Linked DNA regions of Homo sapiens: region 2 is linked to region 1. Evidence: chromatin loops called from intact Hi-C (ENCODE). Cell type or tissue: gastrocnemius medialis. All regions are shown on one strand.

Region 1 (8,000 bases):
CATGTCCTTCGCCCACTTTTTGATGGGGTTGTTTGTTTTTTTCTTGTAAATTTGTTTGAGTTCATTGTAGATTCTGGATATTAGCCCTTTGTCAGATGAGTAGGTTGCGAAAATTTTCTCCCATGTTGTAGGTTGCCTGTTCACTCTGATGGTAGTTTCTTTTGCTGTGCAGAAGCTCTTTAGTTTAATTAGATCCCATTTGTCAATTTTGGCTTTTGTTGCCATTGCTTTTGGTGTTTTGGACATGAAGTCCTTGCCCACGCCTATGTCCTGAATGGTAATGCCTAGGTTTTCTTCTAGGGTTTTTATGGTTTTAGGTCTAACGTTTAAATCTTTAATCCATCTTGAATTGATTTTTGTATAAGGTGTAAGGAAGGGATCCAGTTTCAGCTTTCTACATATGGCTAGCCAGTTTTCCCAGCACCATTTATTAAATAGGGAATCCTTTCCCCATTGCTTGTTTTTCTCAGGTTTGTCAAAGATCAGATAGTTGTAGGTATGCGGCGTTATTTCTGAGGGCTCTGTTCTGTTCCATAGAAAACTAATTTTGATAGGTATCATTGGAAGCAATTTGAAAAGCACCTGAGTAGTCCTGTGAGACCTATGCCCCTTCGGGAAGTGCAGAAGTAGCTCAGGTGCATTGGTTTTGATGATTCAGCACATTCCAGAGCCCAGCAGGCACTCAAGCCCAGATGGGATAATTCTCAAGGAAACAGGCCCCATGCCAGCCTTCCCTCCTCCCGGAAGATTCTAGGTCTGCTTGCAACTGGAAGACTTGGCAATACTTCAAATCAGAGCAGGTCTCCTGAGGTCTGACCCAGTCCTGACATAACCCTCAAAGCCTTAAGACCTTGAAAGTAACTGGGGACCCAGGAGCTGAGAGGTTTCTATACCATGGACTGGGGACTTTGGGGGTCCTGGATCTTTAACCAAATAAGTAGTCTTTCAAATAGATATTAAAAATGTAGTGCCTATCTTGGGGTTTGGGTTTCCCATACTCCAGAATATTATAGACTAATATTAGGATTATCTAAATTACTAGCAAGTACTCAAGTTGTTGCTTTACTAAGTTAATAACGTTTCCTCATTTATGTGGACTATCAAATATTTCAAAATATGTGTGGTGGCCCTTTGAGAAGAGATGATTGTGCTCTTCTATGAACTAGGTATATATTGTATCAAATTCTGCAACAAACTTTAAATGCAAATCTTAATCAATTACTTCTAGTTGATATATGTTAAGGTCAGAAAAATGTACAGCACCCCTTTTGAAATTTAAGATACAGTGAAAAAGGGGAAGGGTGAATTAAGGCCACAATATTTATTTTACCCCTTCTGCCATTTAATTTATATAAGTGGCTTTCCTGGATAAATTATATATAGATAATCTATAAGTATCAAATTATAGACATTAAGGTAATTATTAAGAAGAACCTTGCTGTTTCAAACAACTATTCTGATGTCCCAATCATGTGCAAATTAATCTGGCAAGCCTTAGTATTATGCTTATGACCGGATGCTCTCCTGGTAAATGCATTTTCACAAAAAGATCAATTCTTATACTGGACAGGTTGCCTCTCATCTATAAAATGGATTAAAAAACAGATATACCAGCCTGGTGTGGTGTCTCATGCCTGTAATCCTAGCACTTTGGGAGGTCAAGGTGGGTGGATCACAAGGTCAGGAGTTCGAGACCAGCCTGGCCAACATGGGGAAACCCCGTCTCTACTAAAAAAATACAAAAATTAGCCGGGCATGGTGGCACATGCCTGTAATTCCAGCTATTTGGGAGGCTGAGGCAGGAGATTTGCCTGAACTGAGGAGGCAGAGGTTGCAGTGAGCCGAGATTGTGCCACTGCACTCCAGCCTGAGCAGCAGAGCAAGACTCCGTCTCAAAAGAACAAAACAAAACAGATATACCCATTACTTTCCTGCGCTTTAGAAACAGACTACATTACACATGCAAAAATTCATACAGTTGATTTTTTTTTTTTTTTTTTTTGAGATGGAGTCTCACTCAGCCGTCCGGGCTGGAGTGCAGCAGCACGATCTCGGCTCACTGCAACCACTGTTTCCTGGGTTCAAGTGATTCTCCCGTCTGAGCCTCCTGAGTAGCTGGGATTACTGGCACCCGCCATCATGCTTGGCTATCTTCCTTCCTTCCTTCCTTCCTTCCTTCCTCCCTCCCTCCCTCCCTCCCTCTCTTTCTCTCTCTCTCTTTCCTTCCTTCCTTCCTTCCTTCCTTCCTTCCTCCCTCCCTCCCTCCCTCCCTCTCTTTCTCTCTCTCTTTCCTTCCTTCCTTCCTTCTTTCTCTTTCTTTCCTTCTTTCTCTTTCTCTTTGCTTCCTTCCTTCCTTCCTTCCTTCCTTCCTTCCTTCCTTCCTTCTTTCTTTCTTCCTTCCTTCCTTTCTATTTTGTATTTTAGTAGACATGGAGTTTCATCATGTTGGCCAGACTGGTCTTGAACTGCTGACCTCAGGTGATCCACCCACCTCAGCCTCCCAAAGTGCTAGGATTACAGGGGTGAGCCACCGCGGATTATTTTTAATAGTAGTACTAATACCATTCCTGCTACCCCTGGTACTATCATTACGCTACTGCAGCTGCTCATTCACCCAAGTGAGACAAATCTTCTGAAATATGGTTCAGTGGCGGTGCTAAGGTTTCCTTGTTCCACTTGCGGGTAGATGAAAGTTTACACATGTGAGATGGCAGGACCTGCCCAAGAAGCAGTCTGTGGTCATAACCGGGAGTAATGCTTCCTTGCTCAGGTGGGGACCGTTCCTGTGACTTTACCTTATTTAGTGTCATGCTCTAAATATCCCAACTAATGAATGTTGTTATCATTGACCCCATAACTGAAATTGCTTTGTGTTGAAACTTTTTATGTTTATTATTATTCTGTGTTTCTTATTATTTGGCTCAGCAATAAGGTTTGGAATCTAATGGGTGTGCTGATAATAATATGCTAATTTGAACACCTAACAGTTAAATCTAGGTAAATATATTACACAGTCCTCAAGTTCTTTTTACAAAAAAACTGTTCTTGGTTTATAGGGCATAACAGAAATAACATAATTTTGGGAGTTGGACAGACAGTGCTTCTAATTCCAGCCCTGACAATTAAAACCTTGGGCTACAGCTCTTGAACTTGGTTTTCTTTCTTATAAACTGGGCATAGAAATATTTTTCTCACAGATTTATTGTGAGTATTAAAAAAGGTAAAGGGAATAAAATTGCACAGACTTGAAAATGAATCTGGCATTTTAATTCATTGCTCAACAAGTGTTACTTCTCCCTCTCTTTTAGGGGGCTTCTATAGACCACCACTGTTTCATGGGCATAACTTTCATTTAGATACAACCAAATGCCATCTGATTGACTCTGAGACAAGGAAAATATATTGTCTTTACATGTGTAAATATGATTGAGATATAGTAGATTCAGTTTGGGTCTGATTCTGTGACTTTCAGATTTTGCACTTAAAATTTTGGGTTAATTGTGGAGATACAGATTTAGTCACAGGCAGTTTTCATGATTTTTTTTGGTGTGTGTGTGTGTGTGTGCAGAGGGGTGGGGGGGTGGGGGGGTGGCTTGAACAAGCATTTCATGCACATGATTAAATAAACAATTATTTTGCTTTGCTTTAGATATTTACCAGGATTCTGCTGAGATAATATATGTGCTCTTCTTTCTCACAATATTTGCTTAGGGCCAAACCATATACTATAATATGTATTTTGGGGGCCAAAAATACTTTCTCATTTAGGGAAGAGGAAGAAGTTGAATTCAGTTAGAAGAGCACAAGAGTCAAGAGACTAGGAATCTAGCTTGGCCTCCTCACTACCTAATTTTATAATCTATAAGTAACTTTCTCTTGCTTTTCTTGTCTATAAAATTTGCAGGGAAGAGAAGATTACTAAATTCTTTATATGTAGACATTTTGAGATTAGCCCTAAAGTTTTTGATTTTGTATTAAATAATGGGATCATTTAATTTCCCTATGTGTCCAATGTAAACATTCCCTTTTTAAACACATCATAAATATATATCATGCCTTGATACCACTTTTTTAATGTGTATTCTCTTAGTACCTGGCAAGGTCAATCTTCCTAAATCAAATATTGTTTACTAAATAACCAGTCTTTAGGCATTTTCAAAATCAACTGTTTCCTCGTGAATCATTTCTCTAATTTAGAACACGAATAAGTTCCTCAATGATCCAGTAGGGGGTGCCATCGAAGAAGACTGGCAGGAGGTACTATAGTGCCACTGTTTATTTTGGAAGTGATCTAGATACTTATGTCACTTCTGCACATTTATTCCAAATCTAAGCTGTGTCTAAAATGTATTTTAATGACTATGTGAAAACCTAAATGTCATCTAGAATTGCATTTTTTAAATGAGTTTGGCACAGTCAGCCTTGTCTCTAAATAATTTGTAAAGAAGCATGTTAAGTGTAGCTATTTTAATACACCACCTTTTTTGGCTTTTCTCTCTCTCTCTTTCTCTGTCTCCCTCTCTCATACACAACTAGGCTAATTTGGAGATTATAATTATAAAAGAACATTCTTATATTCCATTAAGTTGAAGGCCACAGAATACAGAACCCCAAAATTCTTTTGAATATGACTTTATAATGCATTGGCTCTAAAAATTGGTGGTCTTACTGAATCCTGCAGTTTCCTATAATCATAATTGGTTTAGCAGAGTGTCTACATTGCTAATCTCTCTCATTTTTATGTTGATTAAACCTTTCCTAATGGATTTAGTGCATACAGAGAAACGAGAAAAGCCAAAGAAATTATACTGCCAGTGAATTTCAATGAACCATATATGAGACCAAGGAGGGTGGCGTGCAAACCCATGTTATTAAAATTTGAAATTAATTCCCGACCTTCCTGAGGAGAATATCTACAGGTTAAGTGCTAATGATGATAATAATAACACATTTATACAGCGCCTTATGGCTTACACATAAATTGTCTCTTTGATTCCTCACCAAGACTCTGTGTGATAAATGATGATTCCCATTTTTCAGTCAAGGAAACTGAAGCTCAGAGAGAAGTTAAGATAGTAGTTCAGGGCTGGGCACAGTGGCTCATGCCTGTAATCCCAGCACTTTGGGAGGCTGATGCGGGCGGATCACGAGGTCAAGAGATCGATACCATCCTGGCCAACATGGTGAAATCCTGTCTCTACTAAAAATACAAAAATTAGCAGAGCATGGTGGCATGCTCTGTAATCCCAGCTACTCGGGAGGCTGAGGCAAGAGAATCACTTGAACCCAGGAGGTGGAGGGTGCCGAGATCGTGCCATTGCACTCCAGCCTGGATGACAGAGCAAGACTCTGTCTCAAAAAAAATAAAAAATAAATAAAAATAGTAGTTCAGATTCACACAAGTAATAAGTAGCACAGTTGAAACTTAAATTCAGATAGTCTGGATTTATTTCACACACTATTTTTGTGCTCTTTCTACTTTAGCCCCCTGTCCAGTAGTATTCTTACATTTCAAATATAAAGAGGGAATTGGGACAGACAGTAAGCACATTGCCTAGTGCAAAACCATTAGGAGCAGCTTACATTAGCAGAGAAGCTGCGGCAGTCACCCCTGGAAACAGCTGCCTGGTACCTCGCCATCCGCTCCTTCAGGGAGACCACTTCGTGGAGGTCTGACACACCCTCGCCCCGAGCAGCACTGTCTTCTGCAAATCCACTCTCAGGCTTATTAGGGCCAGCAGTCGCTGAAAGCAAACAGAGCATGCTTACACATGTGTGTTAAGCTTTAAGAAGAAAACAGCATCACCTTATAAATGGTGAAGCATTTAAAATACTTGATCTCGTAAAATGGACTGTAGCATTTCACAATATTTTCAATGTCTCATGGTCATCTCCTTCAAGCTTTCAAGCAAAGTTACAAAATGTGTGTATAACAGCATAAACTTAGGTAAACAGCAAAAATTTATCCCCCCAACTCTTGCAATTATTGTGATGAGAAAAACTTAGTAACAGATATATAATAACAATTAACATTCCTCAAGCACTATGTTTTGAATGTATGCTAAATTCTGTGTGCATTTTCAAATTTACTTTTCTAACAATCTTGTAAGGTAGGTAATATTATTTCTAAAAATTTATATAAGAAAATGAGAGTCACGCCTATTAAAAAACTTTCCAAGGATCACACCTTTAACAAGCGGCAGATTTGAATATGGTTTGACAAAATCTTTAACAAGTCTAAGGGTTGCTCCTTTCTTCTCTCCTCACCCCTCAACCTTTAAGGAGATATGTCCAGCTAAAATATGCAAATATTGTGAATATTATAGGCTGTGGATTTTTTTTTCTTTTCTTCTTAGGGGCATGTATTACATAAGAAAGAAGTAATAGTATCATTAGAAACAGCTTTGTCAGGCACCCATTTCAGAGAGCCTGATATTTACCCATGAAGCCATCTACTTGGCAAAAAGGCAGGGTAGGAGGAATTACATATCTGGAAGTAGTGTTAAAGACTGATTGCACAATCACAGAATAGCAGTTGTAAGAAACAGAATGATCTTAGAGATCATCGAACCTAACCCAATCTAATCAACTCCTTTTAGGCAGAAGAAAACGTATGCCTGAATGTTTCCTTATGTGAAAGGAACATAAGGACCCTCCATTGTTATGTGATTCTCCACAACTATTTAGCTTACGTATGCCAGAACTGATCTCAAAACTAGTTTTTCTTATTTAATCTAGTGATCTTTGTTGTCATCCTTCTGCTTGGTGGTTTACTATTCACTCTTAGATGGTTTTGATTCCAAAATCATTTCAAGGGCATGTTATAGGTATGTATACATGTGCTTTTGTATATGAGTTTATGTATATGCATCACTCATTCATGCATCTCCTGCCTTCACTCTTAGGGCTGGTAGTTTCTGGGACTTACAGGGTAGGGCTCTTTGTAGTACTTTCTTATTTGGGTTGTTATAATTTAATCACTATCAACCAAGGCCCAAATAACCTCTAGTAAAAGACAGCCAAGCTGTTCCCTCTGTGCCCTGTTCTTCCTCTCTCCTCCCTCAACTCTGAGTCCCCATGTTGAACCATCTTATTGAATTGCTTGCTTTTTCTATTAGCATCTTCAAGATTTATGTACACAACAGCAGTTGAGAACAATTTCTGTGGCCTAGAAAAAATTAAAAAATCATTTTCATTTTGACACCTTCCTAGAGTATTTGGTTTTCCATAGAGACTTCTTATTCAGTAAACACTTTCATATATTGTAATTAAAATAGTAAAAATACTTAACATACTATCACAAAGATACAAAGTATAAAGGAATAAGACATGGTATTATATGAATGCTGATTGTACAATGTTGATTATGTTTATGACAAATGCCAGCTATCTTTGAAATTCACCTGTCATCCAAAACCTCATAGCCATACAAAAGACTCCTCCACTTGATTCTGATAAAAAGAGATTCCCACAAATCACTGAAAGACTTTCACATGCTGAGGAAAAGCTCTTTATTTTTCCCTGTGGCTTCTCTATCTGCACAGATGAATTCAGTGTACATTCAGCTGTGCTGTTCTTACTTTGATGTGAATGAATGTCATATAGATTTTATTGAACATAACACTCTAAAGTTTTTCTACATTAAAATATAAATTTTATTTTGTGTGTTATCCATAAAAGATGCCATTCTTTTGGTAATCTTAATAGAAGTTCAGGCTTTTTTTTGGTTAAAATTTACAAATAGTATTTAGCTTTCAAATATTTGATTTTTATCATTTTTTAATGACAAAATGCCCAATATTATTTGTCAAAAAGAAATCAGTGGCCTGATTTGGATTCCATTGCTCATGGCCATCATAGAAAAGACTCTCAGCCGGGCGCGGTGGCTCACACCTGTAATCCCAGCACTCTGGGAGGCCGAGACGGGCAGATCACGAGGTCAGGAGATCCAGACCATCCTGGCTAACACGGTGAAACCCCGTCTCTACTAAAAAATACAA
Region 2 (8,000 bases), 510 kb after region 1:
ATTTAATAAATGGTGCTGGGAAAACTGGCTAGCCATATGTAGAAAGCTGAAACTGGATCCCTTCCTTACACCTTATACAAAAATCAATTCAAGATGGATTAAAGACTTCAATTTTAGACCTAAAACCATAAAAACCCTAGAAGAAAACCTAGGCATTACCATTCAGGACATAGGCATGGGCAAGGACTTCATGTCCAAAACACCAAAAGCAATGGCAACAAAAGCCAAAATTGACAAATGGGATCTAATTAAACTAAAGAGCTTCTGCACGGCAAAAGAAACTACCATCAGAGTGAACAGGCAACCTACAAAATGGGAGAAAATTTTCACAACCTACTCATCTGACAAAGGGCTAATATCCAGAATCTACAATGAACTCCAACAAATTTACAAGAAAAAAACAAAGAACCCCATCAAAAAGTGGGTGAAGGAAATGAACAGACACTTCTCAAAAGAAGACATTTATGCAGCCAAAAAACACATGAAAAAATGCTCATCATCACTGGCCATCAGAGAAATGCAAATCAAAACCACAATGAGATACCATCTCACACCAGTTAGAATGGCAATCATTAAAAAGTCAGGAAACAACAGGTGCTGGAGAGGATGTGGAGAAATAGGAACACTTTTACACTGTTGGTGGGACTGGAAACTAGTTCAACCATTGTGGAAGTCAGTGTGGCCATTCCTCAGGGATCTAGAACTAGAAATACCATTTGACCCAGCCATCCCATTACTGGGTATATACCCAAAGGACTATAAATCATGCTGCTATAAAGACACATGCACACGTATGTTTATTGCGGCACTATTCACAATAGCAAAGACTTGGAACCAACCCAAATGTCCAACAATGATAGATTGGATTAAGAAAATGTGGCACATATACACCATGGAATACTATGCAGCCATAAAAAATGATGAGTTCATGTCCTTTGTAGGGACATGGATGAAATTGGAAATCATCTTTCTCAGTAAACTATCACAAGAACAAAAAACCAAACACTGCATATTCTCACTCATAGGTGGGAAATGAACAATGAGAACACATGGATACAGGAAGGAGAACATCCCACTCTGGGGACTGTTGTGGGGTAGGGGGAGGGGGGTCGGATAGCATTGGGAGATATACCTAATGCTAGATGATGAGTTAGTGGGTGCAGCGCACCAGCATGGCACATGTATACATATGTAACTAACTTGCACATTGTGCACATGTACCCTAAAACTTAAAGTATAATAATAAAAAAAAAAAGAAAGAAAAATCAATGACCCCTCTCCCACTTTGCTCAAGGACCATGCTACAATATCACTATGAAGTGACAGAATTTTGGCTCTAGTTCTGTCCTGCCAGCTCAGCTATGGGGGGATCAGGGGTTGGGTCCTAATTTTGTGGTTGCAGTTTTATATTGTGGCAGGTAGAGGAGAAATTAAGCACATTACCAATCATATGTGGTGAAGTAACAGCCCTTGACCTTGGTTAATTGCCCTAAGCACCAGCCGTAGCCAGTTTCATGGAATTTTGCAAGGAGGCCAGCTCCTTTTCTGGGAGGCCAGCCTGTAGATGATCAGTTAGATAAGTTAACCCTTTCCTATTAGCAGATAATCACATTGTATAGGGTACTAAGGGTTTTATAAGGCATTATGTCTGTCCTGGAAAAGCTTCCAGATTCACAGGGTAAAAACTGGCAGCACTGATATAGTTTTAGCATTGATGATGAATACTTACTGCAAAGATGCGTTGCTTGGAATCATTCAGTTTCAAATTTGATAGTTACTTACTTCGTGTTATTTCAGCATGGTTGTAGTTCATGGAGAACCTAGTCTGCTTTTGTTATTCTCTGGGTGTTCTCTAACATCTCATCCTAAATAGGAAAGATTTTTTAAATTAGCAGAAATAATTTTTTATCTTAGTGGATATTTAATAAAACCACTACTATAGTAATTATTGAAGGTTTGTGAAGTGGTTCCCATAACTCTGTGCTCAACAAGACACAAAAAGTTCAAAGAGTATATATTCAAACACTGTTCCTAACTCTTAACACTTTTGGCCCTAGACTAATCACTTAATCTGAAAACATTCTGATTGCCTTATTTACAAAATGAGAAAAGTAGAAGAGCCTACTCATCAGAATGCCAGAATGTGTATAAAGTGATGAGTATTTGTATTTAACCAGCTTAAGATATGTAAATTACAACAGGCGACAAGGTAGAATACTATCTTATGTGTTTCTATGCCTGAGGAATTTTCTTTCCTCTTCTAGGCATCAAGCAGAATCATTTAATGTCTAAATCACACTTCCTTTCTGACAGGAGTCACTTCAAGTTAGCATTTAAATTGTATTTTTGTCAGTGGAAACCTCCTCTCCACAAGGCTTCTGAAGGGCAGGTGACTTGTCTAATGCCTGTATACCTGAAATCCCTAATGCATTACTAGGACCATAGTACATACTTACTAGGTATTGCTGAGTTGAGTAACATCACAAATAGACAGCTAGGAGGACAGCACAATATCAACATACTTTCTCACAATTCTTGCACAGTTACATCATCAGGTACAAAAACCTCCGTCTTCAGCCTTTTGTTGCTTGAGCCAAAAGATCTTTCCTTTATTTTTGATGGGTGGCTGATATCAGTGGGATCATAATTACAGCCCTCTGTGCCAAACATCAGGTTAATAGAAACTATTGTTGAAGAGAAAAACATCCTGTAGTTCTTTGTCTCCAAAATTCCCCAGCAGACATGAGGACTTCCCACGAGCTGAAGAGCTTAAAAGAAAGTCTCCATTCGCAAAATAATTATAACCATACTTTTTGTTACCCTCAGTGGTTTGATGAGTGGATTAAAAGAAGAGAATACACCTAGGTATATTTTCACTTTCTTCTCAGCTCTAAAAACTAGATGTCCCTGTTGATACCAATAACAGGAGAAAATAGTTTCATTCCCTATGGCCATTAGCTTTTTCAATACTTATTTTAAATAGTAAATAAAATTCCTTCAGATAATGAACATATTATCTCAGTTAGAGAGGGAGAAATAGCTAGTAAATTGCTTATAACACAAAATAATCAATGTGTTAATGAACTTCTTTTTCCATTAAAACAATACTACAAAGTTTGCTGATTATACTTAACTGATTGATTCTTTTGTTCTTAAGGAGCAAAGTCATACATCTTCACCTGAAGAATTCTAGAATGTGTTGGGATTGTCCCAATTTAACTTTTCTAGAAAGGCAGAATGATGGATATTACATTGGTTAATGTCTGCGAGAGGCAGAAAGATGAAGGCATAGGACATTGAGTAAGAGCAGAGAAGCCCTTAAAAAAAAGGCAAGGCTTATATTGCTCTATTCACAACTCTCATGTCTGTCTTTCTCTCCTACCTTTCTTAATCTAGTCAATTTAAATCATAGATTATTTACTCAATAGGCCATACATTCATTGAAAAACAACTTGAGTGACCTTTTCATTTATAAATTCAAAGAACATAAAATAAGGTAGTGGCGGCTGCTCAGTTTGTATTGACAGAGTTATCTAGTCTTTTGAGATTCCAAGACTATTTCTATTTAATCATAAACATCCTGTAAAAAGAACTGTCATCTGCTACATACATCCCACTTAAGCGAAATCAGATTGTATGCCATTTTCCAACTTTGCTCTTGACATAAAAGAAAATAGGTTTAAGGGTTAGCATTAATGTCTATGTTCTGCTGTCCTCTGCTGGTGTCATAGGAAAATATTTAATAGTGAACTCACTAGTTGGGTCTTTAATTCCAGCTATAAGGATAAAATAAGTTTATACAGAGTCTGATATTAAAAGTAAACAGTAAAAACCTAAATTTTTTAAAAAGGAAATATAAAACAAAACATTTTATTCTTCCTTTAGTGCAAGCTCACACTTGTACAAAAGTCTATATCTGATTTAGTAATTCTGTATTTGTATTTAATAACTAAATTTATTTTGCTGAAATATTGCTCAAGTTTGCAATAGTTTGCAAGTGTGCATTGCAGTTCTGCTGCCTTTTGTATACTGATTAGTATTAAGGTGGCAATGAACATGTCTCTTACATATTAGAGCAAATATTTAAAAATTACCTCCCACTTTCTCTCCTCCAGCACATTTCTCCCTCTGTCCTAATATTATTAAATTCTGGAAACATGTTATAAAATAGGGCAGATATTATATACTTCTAACATTTCCAAAATGTACTCATGTGTTTATTTTTAGGCACAACTTGCAGGAAAATTGTTAGAAATAAGTTGTTTATAATCTTTGCGGCATCATATAAGGTTTTGTCACATAGCCAACAGTTTTTTGATATCCCACATATATACAGGGTAAAATACTTCCAGCTTTATGGTTTTGTTGTAGTACAGAATGTTTTTCCTAGAGAATCATAATTATAAAATATCATTAGATGAACTTCCCTATACTCAGTGCTACTGAAATGATTAGAATAAAGCTTTTATTACAACTCATTTTTACATGAAGAATGGAATATTCAGTTATAGAAAGTCATAGTATCTCTAAAAGAAGTGATTTTTAGTGACCTTAATATTCTAAATGGTATAATACAAAAAAGAAGCAAAGTCATAAGACCCCCAACAGAGTTATCAAGATGGGAAAATTTATTTCTCTCATGTTTAGCTTATAAAAGCAATTTCTTTGAAAAGCCCAGTGGGTTGGAACTGATATTACAGGCACGAAGCAGCTGTTTGTGTGCTGTCTGTGTAACCTTAAAAGTGTGATTGTAACAGGAACAACGTTCAAGATTGCTGTCCCAAGGTTCAAGATTGCTTTCCCTAGGAGAGGATAATAATGAAAGAAAACATTATTAAATCACCCCATTGATATAATTACCGTTTATTGAGCAGTTCCTATATATCAAATAGAGGACTCAATGCTTTACATTTGTGATTTTACTTATTCCTCATGACTACACTAATAGGTCGTGATTATCACTTCCATTTTACAGACAAGAAATACATGCTCAGAAAATGTAGGCTCTTTGCCTTAAATCATACCAAAAATGTAAAAACAGAACAGAGTTTCCAAACCAAAGTGAGTTCAAGGTTCATATTTTTTCAATTAAATGGCAATCCTATATAATTAATTTTATTTTCACCAATACAAAATATCCAATATGGAAAATAAGTTGAATTATTAATACTTAAAGACTTTTGTTCTTTTGTCTATGGTGTGTGTGTGTGTGTGTGTGTGTGTGTGTGTGTGTGTGTAAAATCATAAAGTGAACATATATAAGGTCAGGTTTGGTAATTAATATTAATTATATTATTCTTTTGCACTTTACCAAATAACTCTAATAAATACGAAAGGCCTTTTGTTGCTTTGGGAACAAAGGTCTCTCTAAGCTATAATCCAGAGCCATCTACAGTTCAACTGAGCCACTCAATTTAGAGAATCTTTGATCCTTAAAGCTCACATTTTGGGGGTCTTTCGTTTATGTAAAAATAAACTAGTCTTGAAGAGACTGCAAAACCCTGAAATATAGATCTTCTTTGTAAAAAGAACACTAGGATTTGTTGAAAATCTACTCTATTGTGAAAGAAAAATTCAAAACAAAATTAAACACATCATCTACACACATTCAAATTAAGTTCTTGTGTACTTTTTTGGATGAGCTAGCATATAAAAACACCGTGTGTCCATCGTGGATCATAATATCCAGGGAGGGAGAGGGGGGTGATATTATTCCCCGTATCCCCTGCGGTATTGGGAGTAATATATCCTCTCGTCCCCTGAATATGAGGAACAATATCACGGGGTGGGGAGGGGTGTACACCACCTGCAATATTGGGAGTAATATCATTGTCTCACCCCCTGGATATTAAAAACAGTATCACAAGGAGGGTGTTTATCACCTCTGATATTGGGAGTAATATCATCCTCTCCCAACCCGGATATCACAGAGGGAGTGTACACCCGCTTCGATATTGGTAGTGATATCATCCTTTTCCCCCATGGATATAAGAAACAATATCACAGGTGGGGTGTACACCACTGGAATATTGGGAGTAATATCATTCTCTTCCCTGCTGGATATTAGCAACAATTTCACAGGGGATGGTGTACGCTTCCTACGATTATGCATATTAATAACATCCACTCCCCCGCTGGACATTAGGAACAATGTCATGTGGGGTTGTATACCCCCTGTGATATTGGGAGTAATATCATACTTTTGCCCCCTGACAATTAGGAACAATATCACAGAGAGGGTGTACACCTTCTGCGCTATTGGGAGTAATGTCACCCTCTCCCCCCATGGATATTAGGAACAATATCACAAAGGTGGTGTACACGTCCTGCGCTTTTGGGAGTAATATCATCCCCTCTTTCCCGGGGTATTAGGAACAATATCACAGGCAGGGGTGTACACTCCCTGTGATTTTTTGAGTGATATCATCCTCTTTCAACCTGGATATTAGGAACAATATAACAAGAGGGTTATACACCACCTGCGATATTGGGAGTAATATCATGCTCTCCCCCCATGGATATTGAGAGCAATATAATAGGGGCGGTTTACACCCCCTGAGATTCTGGGAGTAATATCATCCTCTCCCCACTTAAATATTAGAAACAATATTACAGGGGAGTTGTACACCCGCTGCGACATTGGGAGTAATATCATCCTTTCCCACCGTGGATATTAGGAACAATATCGCATGGGAAGTGTACACCCCCTGCCATATTGAGAGTAGTATTATTTTCTCCCTTGCTGGATATTAGGACCAATATCAGGGGGAGGTGCACACCACTTGCATATTGCCAGTAATATCATGGTCTCCCCCCCCAGGATATTAGGAACAATATCACGAGGGGGGCATACACGCCCTGTGATATTGGAAGTAATATCATCCTCTCGACCATGAAATATTAGGAACAATATCACAGAAGCGGTGTACACCCCCTGCCATATTGACAGTAATATCATCCTCTCCCCCATTGGATATTAGAAACAATACCACAGTGGGGGTGTACACCCACTGCGATATTTTGAGCAACATCATCCTCTAACCCCTGGATATGAGGAACAATATCACAAGGGTGGTATACACTCTCTGTAATATTGGGAGTAATATTATTTTCTCCAGCCCTGGAATACAAGGAATAATAAAACAGCAGTGGTGTACATCCCCTGAGCTACTGAGAGCCATATCACCCTCTCCCCTCATGTATATTAGGAACAATATCACAGGGGGTGTGTACACAGCTTACTCTGTTGGGAGTAATACCATCCTCTTTCTCTTGATATTCGGAACAATATCACAGGATGGGTCTACAATCCCTACGATTTCGGGAGTAATATCATCCTCTCCCAACCTGGATATTAAAAACAAAATAACAGGGGGGTGTACACCCCCTGCGATATTGGGAGTAATATCATCTTCTCCCCCACTTGATATTAGGAAAAATATCCCAGGAAGGGTGTACACCCTCTGCGATATTGGGAGTAATATTATCCTCTCCCCACCTAAATATTAGAAACAATATCACAGGGGAGTATGTACACCCCCTACAATATTGGGAGTAATATCATCCTCTCCTTCCCTGTATATGTGTATACCCCCTGTGATACTGGTAGTAATATCATACTCTTCCCCCCTGGATATTAGGAACAATATCATGGAGGTGGTGTACACCCCCTGCCATATTGTAAGTCATATCATTCTCTCTTCCCCTGGATATTAGGAACAATACCACGGGGGTGAGTCGCCTGTGATATTGGAATTAATGTCATCCTCTCCCCCACTGAATATTAAAAACAATATCAGAGGGGTGTTGTCCACCCCTGTGATATGGACAGTAATATTGTTGTCTTCCCGCCTATATATTAAGAACATTATCATAAGGGAGGTGTACAACCCTTGCGATAGTAGGAGTAATATCACCCTCGCTACTTTTAGATATTAGGAACAATATCACAGCGGGGGGTGTACACACCCTGCGATGTTGGGCAAAATGTTATCCACATC

The links. A loop is a pair of places that touch in the nucleus more often than their neighbours do. Peaks named below come from ENCODE experiments on the same cell type or tissue, not always from the same donor. Only the 100,000 strongest peaks of a DNase experiment are listed, where the experiment ranks them.
Region 2: it touches region 1 in a loop (9-fold over the local background); 10 of 110 quality-filtered maps call a loop at or near these places.

The regions. Positions count from the first base shown.
Region 1 is chr2:167,208,479-167,216,478 of GRCh38, reverse strand. It overlaps XIRP2 (xin actin binding repeat containing 2), which reads right to left. Exons shown (of 11, transcript NM_152381.6): 4 at 5,584-5,744. Among named protein-coding and RNA genes, the nearest start is that of XIRP2-AS1, 72 kb to the right of the region's middle. In gastrocnemius medialis, a CTCF peak has its summit at 4,236 (motif pointing right); a DNase peak (open chromatin) is centred at 4,234; H3K4me3 peaks cover 584 bases; H3K27ac peaks cover 5,871 bases.
Region 2 is chr2:166,695,980-166,703,979 of GRCh38, reverse strand. No RefSeq gene overlaps it. Among named protein-coding and RNA genes, the nearest start is that of XIRP2, 190 kb to the left of the region's middle. In gastrocnemius medialis, a CTCF peak has its summit at 3,720 (motif pointing left); no DNase peak of the experiment used is centred here.